Regions from separate parts of the Homo sapiens genome. Here all the other regions are linked to region 2. Evidence: chromatin contacts called from ENCODE Hi-C or POLR2A ChIA-PET data. All regions are on one chromosome and are shown on one strand. The core of a region is the stretch at or near the end of the contact, and the rest is flanking DNA. Distances in the headings are between cores, read along the strand shown. Region 1 holds the start of CFAP70 (cilia and flagella associated protein 70). Region 2 holds the start of DNAJB12 (DnaJ heat shock protein family (Hsp40) member B12). Region 3 holds the start of PPP3CB (protein phosphatase 3 catalytic subunit beta).

What was found. A loop is a pair of places that touch in the nucleus more often than their neighbours do. ChIA-PET counts read pairs that join two places held with the same protein, here RNA polymerase II (POLR2A). Pooled maps may share reads with other maps.
Region 1: a map of naive thymus-derived CD4-positive, alpha-beta T cell shows a loop between it and region 2 (35-fold over the local background). The contact joins the promoter of CFAP70 here to the promoter of DNAJB12 in region 2. A Hi-C loop is called at or near these places in 1 of 168 maps with a recorded cell type or tissue (naive thymus-derived CD4-positive, alpha-beta T cell) and 6 of 50 pooled maps. POLR2A ChIA-PET finds 5 or more read pairs at or near these places in 1 of 52 experiments (naive thymus-derived CD8-positive, alpha-beta T cell).
Region 3: a loop to region 2 is called in a map of CD4-positive, alpha-beta T cell, with 5 times the contacts of the local background. The contact joins the promoter of PPP3CB here to the promoter of DNAJB12 in region 2. A Hi-C loop is called at or near these places in 4 of 168 maps with a recorded cell type or tissue (CD4-positive, alpha-beta T cell, CD4-positive, alpha-beta memory T cell, naive thymus-derived CD4-positive, alpha-beta T cell and 1 more) and 10 of 50 pooled maps. POLR2A ChIA-PET finds 5 or more read pairs at or near these places in 2 of 52 experiments (CD4-positive, alpha-beta memory T cell and naive thymus-derived CD8-positive, alpha-beta T cell).

The regions. Positions count from the first base shown.
Region 1 is chr10:73,356,845-73,361,380 of GRCh38, reverse strand. It overlaps CFAP70 (cilia and flagella associated protein 70), which reads left to right and starts at 2,517. Exons shown (of 28, transcript NM_001367801.1): 1 at 2,517-2,603. RefSeq lists enhancers at 2,323-2,848, 2,693-2,912, 2,849-3,374.
Region 2 is chr10:72,352,839-72,356,932 of GRCh38, reverse strand. It overlaps DNAJB12 (DnaJ heat shock protein family (Hsp40) member B12), which reads left to right and starts at 2,014. Exons shown (of 9, transcript NM_017626.7): 1 at 2,014-2,168. The coding sequence starts at 2,036. RefSeq lists enhancers at 1,788-2,037, 2,428-2,557.
Region 3 is chr10:73,493,441-73,497,838 of GRCh38, reverse strand. PPP3CB (protein phosphatase 3 catalytic subunit beta) reads left to right here and starts at 1,815. Exons shown (of 14, transcript NM_021132.4): 1 at 1,815-2,034. The coding sequence starts at 1,950. PPP3CB-AS1 (PPP3CB antisense RNA 1) reads right to left here and starts at 2,087. Exons shown (of 5, transcript NR_132104.1): 1 at 2,022-2,087; 2 at 1,356-1,697. It overlaps USP54 (ubiquitin specific peptidase 54), which reads left to right. Exons shown (of 24, transcript NM_001391956.1): 24 at 1-301. RefSeq lists enhancers at 1,609-1,798, 2,289-2,748 and a silencer at 1,879-2,228.

The DNA.
Region 1 (4,536 bases), core at 1,268-3,767, 1.0 Mb before region 2:
GCAGAGGTTGCAGTGAGCCGAGATCATATCATGCCACTGAACTCCAGAGCAAGACTGTCTCAATAAAGAAAAAAAAAAAAAAAAAAAGGCCGGGCATGGTGGTTCATGCCTGTAATCCCAGCACTTTAGGCGGCTGAGACAGGTGGATCACCTGAGGTTAGGAGTTCAAGACCAGCCTGGCCAACATGGCCCTGTCTCTACTAAAAATACAAAAATTAGCCGGGCGTGGTGATGGGTGCCTGTAATCACATCTACTCCAGTGGCTGAGGCACAAGAATCACTTGACCACAGGAGGTGGAGGTTGCAGTGAACCCAGATTGCGCCACGGCACTCCAGCCTGGGCTACAGAGTGAGACTCCATCTTAAAAAAAAAAAAAAAGAAAATTGTAACATACAGCCCTTGCTCTCAGGTACCCTAAAGTTGAATGGAGATTAATTATGTTTAAGGAGGTGACATCTGTTATTTATCCTTGCTTGCCTAAGACCTTGAAGCAAAGTACTAAGTAGACCAAGATCATGAGCGATTTCTGGAAGAACAGCTCCCTATTAAAGACTTGGCCTAACCCAGCTTATTATGTAGAAAGAGTCTGTCATTTGCAAGTGGGATAGCTGTCTCAGTGCAAATTCACCCAAAACTCTCACTTGGGAAAAAAAATCCAGAGAGAAATCCTTACTCAGTAGTGCCACAGTAGTTTTATTTTGAGAACCTTTATTACCTGTAACACTGCAACTTTCAAAAAATATTTCTCAATATTTATAATGTTTCTTTATTCATATAAATAAAAATTTTAAAATTTGACTCTGGTAACTATTTCCTAAGCAAAGGGCTTCCCAGGGAGAGTGGTTATGCGTGTGTATATATTTTAATTGTTTTGAAATGATCTCGAATGTATAGAAAAGTTGCCCAAATCGTGTAAGGAAGTCCCATGTCCCCTGCACTCAGATTCCCAAATAGTTAACACTTTATTGCACTTGTTCCATTGCTCACTGTGTGTGTATGTGTGCAGGTGTGCATGCATGTGCATATGTGTGTGTACATGTGTATGTATCCCTTGTTAGTCTTTTTCTGGACCTTTTGAAAGTCAAGAGAGCAAATTGAAGAGATGGTGTCTCATCACTCCTAAACACACTAGTGTTTATTTTCCCCTAAACAGGGACACTCTCCTACCTAACAACAAACAAACTTCCACATCAGGAAATCAATATTGGTACAACACTACCATCCAATTCAGATGAGATTGGGCATGTTCGGGGTGGTATGCGATTCACAGAGCTAATTCACATTTTTCCCACCGTCCTAACAATGTTGTTTTCCTTTCTGGTCCAGAATGCTATACAGAGATACATATTGAATTTAGTTGTCATATAACCTCAGTCAGAGACAGTTCCCAGTCTTTCTTGTCCTTGGATGGTCTACAACCTGAGTTCCTTTCATGGTAGGAAAACCAAAAAGGATGCTTTGTGTGTGTGTGTGTGTTTTTTTTTAGTGTGTTTCACCAGGAGGCTCACAATGTAGACTCCTCCCAACACTGGTGATGTTAACCATGATCACCTGATCATGTTGGTTGCGTCCATTCACTGTTTCCCCCTCTGTAATCAAGTAGTATTCCATGGAAGCATTCCAAAATCACGCCAGTATTCTATGCCTCATAGAACATCTACCCACCAGCCTTAGCGTCCATTGAAGACTCCTGCCTGAGTCATCCTCCTCAGTAGTTGTCAAATGGTAGTTCTCTATTTCCATCCTTCTCGCTACACTTCTGGGTTGGCATCCTACTTTGAAAGAGTTTTCCTTTTTCTCTGTATCAACACGGACTTGCATATTCCTATTTTATTCAATGGGTTGTAATCCGTTATCGTCGTTGTTTACTTCATGCTCAAATTGTCCCTTATTTGGCCCATGGGAGTCCCTTCAAGCTGGCTCTTAACACTGCAACAATTTAAAGTATATATACTGCTAAAATTCATCCGTGTTGTGTGTATGGCTGCAGTTCATTAACTTTGACTGCTTGTAATATGCCATTTTGTGAATATGCCACAGTTTATTGGTCCACTCATCCACTATTCCTTCGACGGGCACTTGGGTTGTTTCCAGGTTATTGCTATTGTGTTTTGCTATTCTAGCTCTTTAATGTTAAATTTTGAATATTAAAAATTTGTATTAACATCATAAACTTCAGGTCTGTTTATTGTACAAATATTGAGCACCTAGAAGCAGGGTCATTTTGCACTCTCATCAACAGGGCGTGACGGGCTCATTTAAAAAATATTGCATATTTCACGGAGAAATATTTAAATGATGTTTTCAAATCAGTTTAATAAAGGCCTTTTTCTTTAAACTTCCTTTTGCTTTTTTCCCTCCTATTATAGAGAAATATTGAAATCAAAGAGTCGAGAAAGCAAAATGTAAAGGTGGAAACCTATGCACTTAAACCCAACTCTTGGCAAGGTAAAGCATCCGCGGAAACAGCAGGCTCTCGAAGTGAGGAGGCTGCAGCCGGCGCTAGGGCGCAGGCGCAGAAGCTCAGCGTCTCGCTCCCTGCTCCCGGCCCCAGAGGGTTATCGCGAGTCTTGGAATAAACTTGCTCGTGCGATGGCCAAAAGTAAGTTCTCGCGAGAGGTAGTTGGTTGCTATAGTTGTCAAAAACATAACTGAGGCTGCTGCAGGTAAGACAGTGATCCCTCCTGAAGAAACTCTCTCTTCCCGGCCTCCCCACCTCAGCCCTGCGGCCACACCACAGCCGTCACCCCGATCTTCTGCTCCCTTAGCTAAGGCCAGGCTGAAAACCCCGATATTTAGACCGAAAAGCCGCTGGCCCGGCCAGGTGCGGACTCTGCCGCCAACCCCAGCCCGGCGACCTCCACAGGAGCGCGGACGTAGACCTTCCTTTACCGCTTCTCGTCGGAGGCCTCCTCATTCTGCGCTGACTGCGCTTGTCCCCAGACCAGACTCAGTCACATCGCCTCCTTCGTCTAACCTTTTTCTCACTGGACTCTCCCCTTGCAGCTTCTTCCGAGCAGATGACAAGAAATGCGTGCCTTGCCGGGGGCAACAAGAGTCCCCACCCTAGCTGCCCTGACTATAACTTTAGTCCTATATCTTGCATTCATAATTCAAACACGACGCGAACGCCTGTTGTGTACAAGACATGGTGCCAGGCACTCTGGGCCCGTAAATATGCGTGAGACAGGTTACATGCCTTCAAGGGTGTAAATGAGCTCTCAGGACAAACGCTGCATATTAATAATACCATTTGTGCAGTGCTTCATACTTAAAAAGCTTTAATATCTTAGGGGATATTCACAATAAATGTGAAACAGGTTGGAAGTTATCCATTTTACAGAAGGTGAAACTGAGGCTTAGAGAAGTTAGGCATTTGCCTAGGGGCACATAGTTGTTAAGTAGGAAAGGTCTTTTGAATACCCAGTCTTCATAAACAGGACAGCTTGTGGTAATGCCACAAAAGACGTGTAAAGTGCTAAATGAATTCAGAGGAAAGGCAAGTTTTTCCGACTGGGAAGCTTCATGGACTAGGAAGCATTTGAGCTGGATTTTAAAGGATGAGTAGGATTTGCTGTAGAGACGGAGTGAGGAGAAAGGGAGAGATAATTCCAGGGGGAAGGAAAAATGCAAAGGTTCAAAAGCGACTAAATGCAGGTAATCTTTGAAAAATACTAAGCAAGAGCATAAGCTAGAAGAGGGGAGTTGACTGGCACTGCAAGATCCTAGAAAGCCCTGAATGTAGTACTACATTTAACTACAGTTAAACTGTAGTGTTACAGTTTATTTGGTAGGTGAGAGGGAACAAGACAGTGATACGATCAGATCTGTACTTTAATAAGGTATTTATCTGCTTGTCTCTTCTCATTTTCTCCCTATTTCTTCTTACTCCACCACTGCAAGCTACTTGCTACTTGCTATGTGTGTTGTTTTGCCTCTGAACGTTTTAAAATCTGTTCCCTTTCTTGGAATATCCTTCCCTTTATTAAGACATAGTTCCAGCGTACTTCCTCCAAGATTTTCCTGGCATGCATATGTATTCTCAAATCCAGCTAGGTCCCAGCTTCATTCAGCACTTCCTTGCTGTATGACTGCTGGTAAGATAACAAACTTCTCTGAAGCTCAATTTTTTTCAATCAAATAGAGATTTAAGAATCTCTTAGAAGGGAGGCTACATTTAAGATAATAAATGCGAAGCACACTTGGCACACTGGCTATAATCAGTTAATTTCCTTGCTTCTCTCATTCTTTTTATTTGTAAAAGAAAAAATAAATTTCCACCCCCCTTTTCCTCCCTGTGTGTTTCACTCCTCCCTTCTTTCCTCTGTCAGAGCACCTGTCTCACAGATTATGACTCCTGGTCTAGTTACACGTCTCTCGTCCTCACTAGATTTTAAATTTCTTGAGGTTAGAGAGTTCACATCTTATCTCTTGTATCCTCAGCACCCATCACAGTGCCAAGCTTAACAAGTTTTTTCAATGAGCAATTCTGACAAAAGCAGGATGAATTAGAGTGAGAAACTGGAGTCAGAGAC
Region 2 (4,094 bases), core at 765-3,264:
ACTTCTCTGCTCTTCTCCATCTACACTCACTTCCTTGGTGCATATATATATATATATATATATATATATATATATATATATATATATATATATATATATATATCACAGCTCACTGCAGCCTTGACCTCCCATGCTCAAGTGATCCTCCCACCTCAGCCTCCTGAGTAGCTGGGACTACAGGCGTGTACTACCACACCCAGCTAATTTTTTATTTTTTTGTAGTGATGGGATCTCACTCTGTTGCCCAGGCTGGTCTCAAACTCCTTGCCTCAAGTGATCCTCCCACCCCTGGCCTCCCAAAATGTTGGGATTATAGGAGTGAGCCACTGTGCCTGGCCCCAAAGTTATATTTCCAGGTCCTTTTTGCCTAAACCCTACGTATGTACAACATCCTAGTCTGTATCTCTGCTTGATTCTAAAAAGCATCATAAACTGAATCAAACCCTTAATATTCCCCCACCAAACTGCTTTTGTAGTCTTTTCCATTTCCTTGTTTTAGTAAATAGAAATTCTCTTCTTCCAGTTATCAAGCCAAAAACATTGGAATCATCCTTGAATCTTCTTTCTCTCACAGCCCACATCCATTGCGTCATTCTGTCTTCAAAATATATCCAGAATTTTACTACTACTCACCACCTCCGCCATCACCCTTATCCAAGTTACCATTAATTTTCACCTGTATTATAATAGTAGCTTCCTGACTCTCATCCGGATTACTGTAGTAGCATCTTACCAAATCCTGCCTGAAAGGCCAAGCAATGTAAGGGCTGACAGATGACTCGGGGATTCGGCAACGTGGAGGTCACTGGCAACCTTCACAAGATTGCTTTCACTGGAGTGATAGCCCTCGAAGAACGGGATAATGATAGAACTGGATTACACTCTGTAGTAGAATCTTTTTTTTTTCTTCTTTTTTTTTAGATGGCGTTTCACTCTTGTTGCCCAGGCTGGAGTGCAATGGTGTGATCTTGGCTCACCGCAACCTCCACCTCCCAGGTTCAAGCGATTCTCCCGCCTCAGCCTCCCGAGTAGGTGGGATTACAGGCCATGTGCCACCATGCCCGGCTAATTTTGTATTTTTAGTAGAGACGGGGTTTCTCCATGTTGGTCAGGCTGGTCTCGAACTCCTGACCTCAAGTGATCCGCCCGCCTCGGCCTCTCAAAGTGCTGGGATTACAGGCGTGAGCCACCGCGCCCAGCCTGTAGTAGAATCTTTACGCTCCCTAGAATGTATTCGCCTTCCTGATCTGTTATAACTCACCAAGAGAATTCCCTTTTCAGAGCCTTTGCACTTGCTGTTCCTTCGGCCTGACCACCCTTCCTCCAGACAGTCACATCTACCTGTTATCGTTCCTGAATTCTGGTACCTGTTAATGACAGCTTCTGAGAGGTTTCTTTTATCGCGCTATTTAAAATAGCGCCTCCCACTCTCTATCCCTGTGTTTTCCATAATTTTTCTTCAGAGCTTTTATCACTATCTGAATCTATCTGGAGCTCCCCCAGCCTACACACACTGGAATGTAAGCTCCATGAGAGCAGGAGCTTTGTTTTGCTCACCCCTGTATCCCCATCATAAAACCATGCCTCACAAACAGTGGGCACTCAATATCTGTTCAGTGAATAAATAACCTTTGTCTGAAACGTATGTAGTTACATTACGTATATAGATCACCACTTAGTAAACCGTCTGGGAATAACAGGCACTCCGAAGGCCCCAGTCTCATCCCGACGGCTACCACGTGACCTTCCTGAGCTTGGGTTTCCTCCTCCGGAAGATTAGAGGGTTGGCGCATACTCAACTCTAAGACCTCCGGAACATGGAATCTGGGCGTGCACCATTATTGACACCTACACCAGCCGTCCCTTTCTTAGAAGACATACGGTAGCACTTCCACCCTCGCTCAAAACTCGGGAAAGGAGGGGCGGAGGGTGGATGTCATCACTCCGCGCCCGGCTGCCCGCGACGCGCCGGCGGGTGGCGCAGCCCTTCGCTCGCCCGGCCTCCCCCTCCCTGGTTCCGCGTTCTGGTTCCGCCATGGAATCCAACAAGGATGAAGCTGAGCGCTGTATCAGCATCGCCCTCAAGGCCATCCAGAGCAACCAGCCCGACCGGGCGCTCCGCTTCCTGGAGAAGGCACAGCGGCTGTATCCGACGCCGCGAGTTCGCGGTGAGTGTGAGGTGCCGGAGAGACTGGGGACATTAGAACTGATGGGGGGAACACGGGAACGGACCGACGGGAGCAGTTGGGGGAGGGGGAGGGGTGGCGAGGCGCGGCTACGCCTGCGCACTGAGGCGCGCGGTGGCTGCTGGGAGGCGTAGTTTTTCCCTCTTGTTCCTCTGCGGGATGCGAGCCGTCTGGAGACTCGGGCGGCCGGGACTTCAGCTTTCGGGGTGCTGGCGGAGCCCGCTGGGGTTTGAGGTCTCCGAGAATGAAACGCGCTGGCAGCCGGGACGAAGGGAACTTACCTGGAAGTGAACTCGAACTACTTTTCCCAAGGGGCCGTTCGGTAGCCCAGGCCAGTCGCCGGCCTGGGAAATATTACAGTTCAGGAAAATAAACATAACTCCTTTAAGGGAGAGAATGGGCGCTAGACAGGGAGACATTTCTGTTCTTCGGGCGCCAGGGAAAGGCGCTTCCGTATCTTCACTCCCTCTCACCTCTCGGGCTGAGGGTCAGGGACCACTCTCCCAAAATGCAAGCCGGCCTTTGCACCCACCCCAGTCCGCCGCCTCGGACTGTCCTGAAGCCGGGCCCCTCACTCCTCCCGATGATGAGATTCGGAGCGGGTGGCCTGGTGGGAGGTGCTGACCTCAGCCACCGCCAGTCCTCCATCGCCCGCAAGAGTCCAGCGGCGGTCAGCCATGTGGACGCCGAGGCTGCTGAGTTGCCCTGGACAGGAGCCTCCTGAGCCAGGGAGGGAAGAGTGAAGCTGGCTTTACAACTCATCACCTCGCTTCACCCGGGAACCCTTTCTTTTTTCTTTAACCTAAGTTTTCCAAGGAGTTTTTCTTAATCCACGCTAGAGGGGAGAGAGACACCGGGTGGTGCTTGTGATCACCACTCAGTAAACCGTCTGGGAATAACAGGCACTCCGAAGGGCCCAGTCTCATCCTGACGGCTACCACGTGACCTTCCTGAGCTTGGGTTTCCTCCTCGGGAAGATTAGAGGGTTGGCGCAGATAATGTGATTGGCAATAATACCCATAGGGCTTTGCAGTTTAGGAAGCTCCTTCACCTGTGCCTTCTCACTTGAGCCTGCCAGTCAGGGATGCAGAGCAAAGATCATTATCTTTATTCTATGGGTGAGGAAAATCTCTGAGGTAAGGGATGCCCAGGATGACACAGCTAGAAAGTAAAATGTTCTGTGACTCTGTAAATGTTTATGAAGGAAAAGAAATGAAATTGAGGAACAGCAGTCAGCCTCCTAACCGGCCCTGCCCGCCTGATGAGATTGAGAAAGCGGAACGCTGGTGGAAGAGGTAGCCTGGACTGCTGAACTTTCCTCCCTCCGGACTCTTGCAGGTTGATCTTTGGCCTGTTTGCCTCCCCTTGGAGAGGGTTTCGGGCTGTATTTGCCAGGACACCTGAGGTAACCTGCTCGAGGAGCCTCCCTGTGAATTAATTCATATTCTGTGGTGGGGTGGTATCCTCCAGCTGTCAGAATTCTGCCTGACACTGATGCTGCTGCGGGCTCAGGAGCAGGCAGCCAAGAAAGGATGGGCCACAGGGCCTCTGGGGATCTTTCTGTCAGCAGGCCCCTGCACCAGTTCAGGAGCTTGAAGGAGTGTCCTCTCTGGGGCTCAGGCTCTGGAATTTGCTGAGACAGAAGAACCACCTGCATGCATATTTGTCATATTTGTGCTTTTCTGGAAAGACTATGAGACTATACGCCTTATGCATCCGTGTAAACTTTACCATCTGCAGCCCTCCACTGAGCTGACAAAGACCTGGGATTAGTTTAGGTCTGGGACAGGGAAAGATCTTACTTCAAAAATAGAGGGCAGGGCTACCCACTGGGCTGGCTACCTGCCTCCCCAGGGGGAGTAATACAGATATATTAGGTGGCGGTCTATTGCTTTGGGTTTAGGCTCA
Region 3 (4,398 bases), core at 566-3,065, 1.1 Mb before region 2:
TCATGGTTCTGATGACATCATCAGGGCAGCCCCCCTGCCCAGGTATTATGGCCTGTCAGCATTCCCTGTGCCCTCCAAACCTTAGGCCTAGAATGCGGAGCTGCCAACATAACATTCACCCTTTTGAACAGATGGAGTCAGGCACACTAACACAGCCTTCTGTCCTCAATAACACAGCCATTATTGCCACTTGCTCAGTCGTCAATGTAAACCCTCAGAGTCAGCTGAACTATTTTAGGCCAAACATACTGTTTTTGTAAAGTATTTTTCATTAATAAATCTATAAGACAGTTCTATTTAATTCCTTGTCATTCTTCCCTTTGTATGCTCTTGCTTTCTTTGTATTGGGGCTGGAAGTCTGGATAAATATATGAAGTGGCTTTTGACTGAGTGGAAGTGAGGAGCCAGAGACGAGTTGAAGGATATACAATCAAGGTGGGAATCAATGGGTCCTAAAATAGGGTGCCTTTCCTTTCTAGTATTGCTGCTAGGATGTTTCCCATCCCTTTCCTGACAGAGCATTCAGTACTCAGTACATTATACACTTCCTTCCTCCCCTCCTTAGGAAGATTTTCTGGGGATTCAAGCTCTTCTTACAGACTCACTCCTGATCAATGTACTCCAGGTGCCTTCCCTCTATCTTATAAGTTTGTGACGTGCCTCCTGTCCCTTCCTTCCTCTCCTTCCGTGGGGGCCTCTCCCTTTCCCTTCCCCTGTGGTGTTATGGCCCTTCCATGCCAGAAAGATCCATTTTCACCTGTGCCTCACTCCCGAGACTCTTCCCTCTAAAAAATAGCTTGTGGGTTCCCTTTTTGGAAAAAATCCATTGTTGGGTCTTTCCCTTCCTCTTTTCCTGGGGTCTCAGGATAGAAATTGACACAAAGAAGAGGTAGAAAGGTACTCCTTGGACCTTCGGACTACTACTTACTTACCACCATGCATTATGAACAGATTCTGAGCACATGTATTATTGAGCAGGAGGATGGGCAGGAATTGGTTGTTCCATCCCACTTGGATCCTGCACCATCAAGATATATAGAGCTTAGTGGATATGCTGGTCCCTGTCCATGATTCAACATATCTCCTGGTGTCGTGGACACACTCATCTAATAATTTTTGATGAACAGTCAGTTCTTGCCCCTCTACCCCCTTTCCCATGAGTGTCAGTCACCGTGGTCTCTATAAAGGTTCCATAAGTCACCTGGGCCCAGATTCTGTGCATGTGCAGAAATAAGGAATTAATTTCCAATTCCCTATTTACTCCTCTGCCTTCCAGGAGGAGGTTGTATCCTTTTCAGGTGAATTCTTCAGATTCTTTGCACATCTCTTGGTGTCATCCCCTTTATTCCCCTTACCTGTTTTGACAAACTATGGCGCCTAAATTGCTCTAGCTGCAGTCTTATTCTGTGCTTTCAGACTCTTGACAATTCCAGACTCTAAACACAAAGGCCAGAATTCTCTTTCAAACTCCATTTTGGATGGTCCCTTCTCCACTCTAGAACCTACAATGCTTCCTCTATTCTCTGGTCCCCTACCAACCCTTCAGTATTCAGATCTGGTAGCTAAATCGTTATACATTTCTCTATTAGTAGGAGATCCTGAGGTTTAATCACGTCTTCTCAGTTTACTGGGAATGCCATGAGAGCGGGTGTGTTTCCTCGCAGTCGTTCGATCGCAGCACCTCCTCATTCTTCATTCTGCATGCAAAGAATTTTAACCTGATCCCTTGGCCTCGTCCTGTTTCTCTCCTAGCTTCAGTAATTTTGCCCAAGTCCCTAGAGCCTACCCCGCCCCCACCCCCGCACGCGCAGTGCATGCCGGTCTTAGCCCCTCTGTAGGGAAAGAGGGTCCGCCATGTTCCCCGGCGGCGCCGCCGCTTGGCTCTGGTAGCCGCCGCCCCCGCCCCCAACCCCGCCCGGCCCAGAGCCTAGCCGAGCCCCGGGCCCAGCATGGCCGCCCCGGAGCCGGCCCGGGCTGCACCGCCCCCACCCCCGCCCCCGCCGCCCCCTCCCGGGGCTGACCGCGTCGTCAAAGGTGAGAGGTGGACGAAACCCTGGGGGCCTGGCCTGAAGAGCTAGCTGTGTGTGAGGGCGGGCGGGAGACCGTCCCCTCGGGAGTGGGCCCGGAAGGGCGGGCGAGTGACTGGCTGCCTCCCTTGGGGAGTGGCCCCTGGGCGGGCCCCTGCTGGGCAGGGCTGAGTCGGTGGCAGTGGTTCCGCGGTCTCCCGGTTGCTTTCAGGCCGGGGCGGAGGTTTTGCTTCCGTGGCTTCCTAGCCCAAGGGGTGAGGCTGTTAGCTGCAGTGAGCCCGTTTTCTCTTCACTCGGCCTGTCAAAGCGGCGCAGGGGCCGCGATTAGCTTCCTGCCCCGCGACAGCTGCACTTCTGGCTTGCCGGGGCGAACCGAGGGGCTCGGAGACCTTCAGCCACGCGAGGCCCGCCAGTGAGCAGTCAGAAATCACCTCGGCTTTGGCCCACGCCTGCTCCCCGGTGACAGTCGTCCGCCCTATCCGCGTCTAGCTGGCGACAACCGCAGGGGTTCACTTTTGGCCGTCAGGTGCCACCCGGAGCAGAAATTAGGGGAACCTTGTGGGATTGGATCACGGTGAAGGGTCGGGGCAGGAATTGGAAGGCCAGCCTTTATAGTGCAGAAAGGGAGAAAAAGCAGCATAAACGAAAAAAAAAATTCTTGTGGATAGCAAGTATTTACTTAGAAAACCATCAACACTTTGGTCAAAAGGAGTTACCCCTCCCTTACAAACACACACCCACACATTCATCCTAGACGAAAAAGTTAAATGTTTCTCAGCCAGGGCAGAATTTATGGATGTTTACCCACAACAGGTCAGCAGATTAATTTAAAATAGAGAAATTGAGGGCTAATTGAGAGTTGCTTAAGATTCCAAGCTTCCTGGGAGAGCCTACCAACCTCAAACACTGCTGTGGAGGTGAAAAACAATTGAAATGATTCTCTTTACCATGTAGCTTGATTGATAAATTGAAATCGTAGAATGAACTTTTCCTTATTTGTATTGTATTTATTTTTAAAATATAGGTACTTTTGTTTTCATTCAGCTTCTCAAATACACTGGCACAGTATTTAAACACCGTTAGCCTACTTTTTGAAATCTGACTCATATGTTTCCATTAAAATATTTAAAAACAAGGAAACCTTTTTTCTTTTTTTTTTTTAATTAAAAATTTTCAACCTGAGCCTTCTTCGGTTCTTAAAAGAATAATACTAATTTGGCCTGGCGTGGTGGCTCACATCTGTAATCCCAGCACTTTCGGATGCTGAGGCAGGCGGATCGCTTGAACTCAGGAGTTGGAGACCAGCCTGGGCAACATGGCGAAACCTTTTCTCTACCAAAAATACAAAAAATAAAAATTAGCCGGGCATGGTGGCGCGCCCCTGTAGTCCCAGCGGATCGGGAGGCTGAGGCACGAGAATCACTGGAGCCCGAGAGGCAGAAGTTGCAGTGAGCCGAGATTTGCGCCAGTGTGCTCCAACCTGGACGACAGAGCCAGACCCTGTCTCCAAAAACAAAAACAAAAACAAAAACAAAACACTGATTTGCACCTAGGCTTAAGTTAGTAGTATATCCAGTTGGGCCAGGCATTGGAATGAGCTGAATAACGAGTTTATGGAATCCTTAATACAGAGAAATCTTAAAAAAAAAATAGTAATGCAGACATTCATTCTATCAAGAAATCCTGGAGTTTTGTGGGGGTGGGAACGGGACATTGGCTACCTCTTCATTTTCTGACTGTATTTCTGTGTTGTGTGTTCATTTCCCTGGGCACTTTTCACCAGACTGTTAGATGGGGTAACCAATCACATTCCTGAACAATGAGTTTATGCTATCCTTACGTTTGTGAATCTTCTTATTCCTTGTCATATATATGGTAATGTTTTTTCTGTACTGCTTTAATGCAGTGAAAATAAGATTCCAAACATAAGGCAGATTCCTTAGGGGTGAGTTGTGAGTCCAAGGCAGTCATATTTGCAGGTTATTGGTGTGGAATAAAAGCCATTTGATTTAGATAAATAGGAAAGGAGCTTGTTAATATAGAAAATTATAGTTAAATAAAGCTTATGGTTATCATATTTCTGGTGCTTCATTGTGCCCTCTTCATAGAGACAACTTTCATTTCTTTATGGAATTTGTTAACCAGTTGGAATTCCTGTATGGATTATATGTTTTAAAATGGTGTGTAACAGACTAATTTGCACTGCTCATGGAGTCTCCTGCATTTACTGGGAAATTCACCTTTCTTACAGATCCAGAAATTCACTTTTAAATTTCATCTTCAGGATTCTTCCTTGTCTTTTATTCAGTAATTATACTATAATGTGATACCTGATATTAGAGAATACTGGTTGCCTGATGATAAATGATGT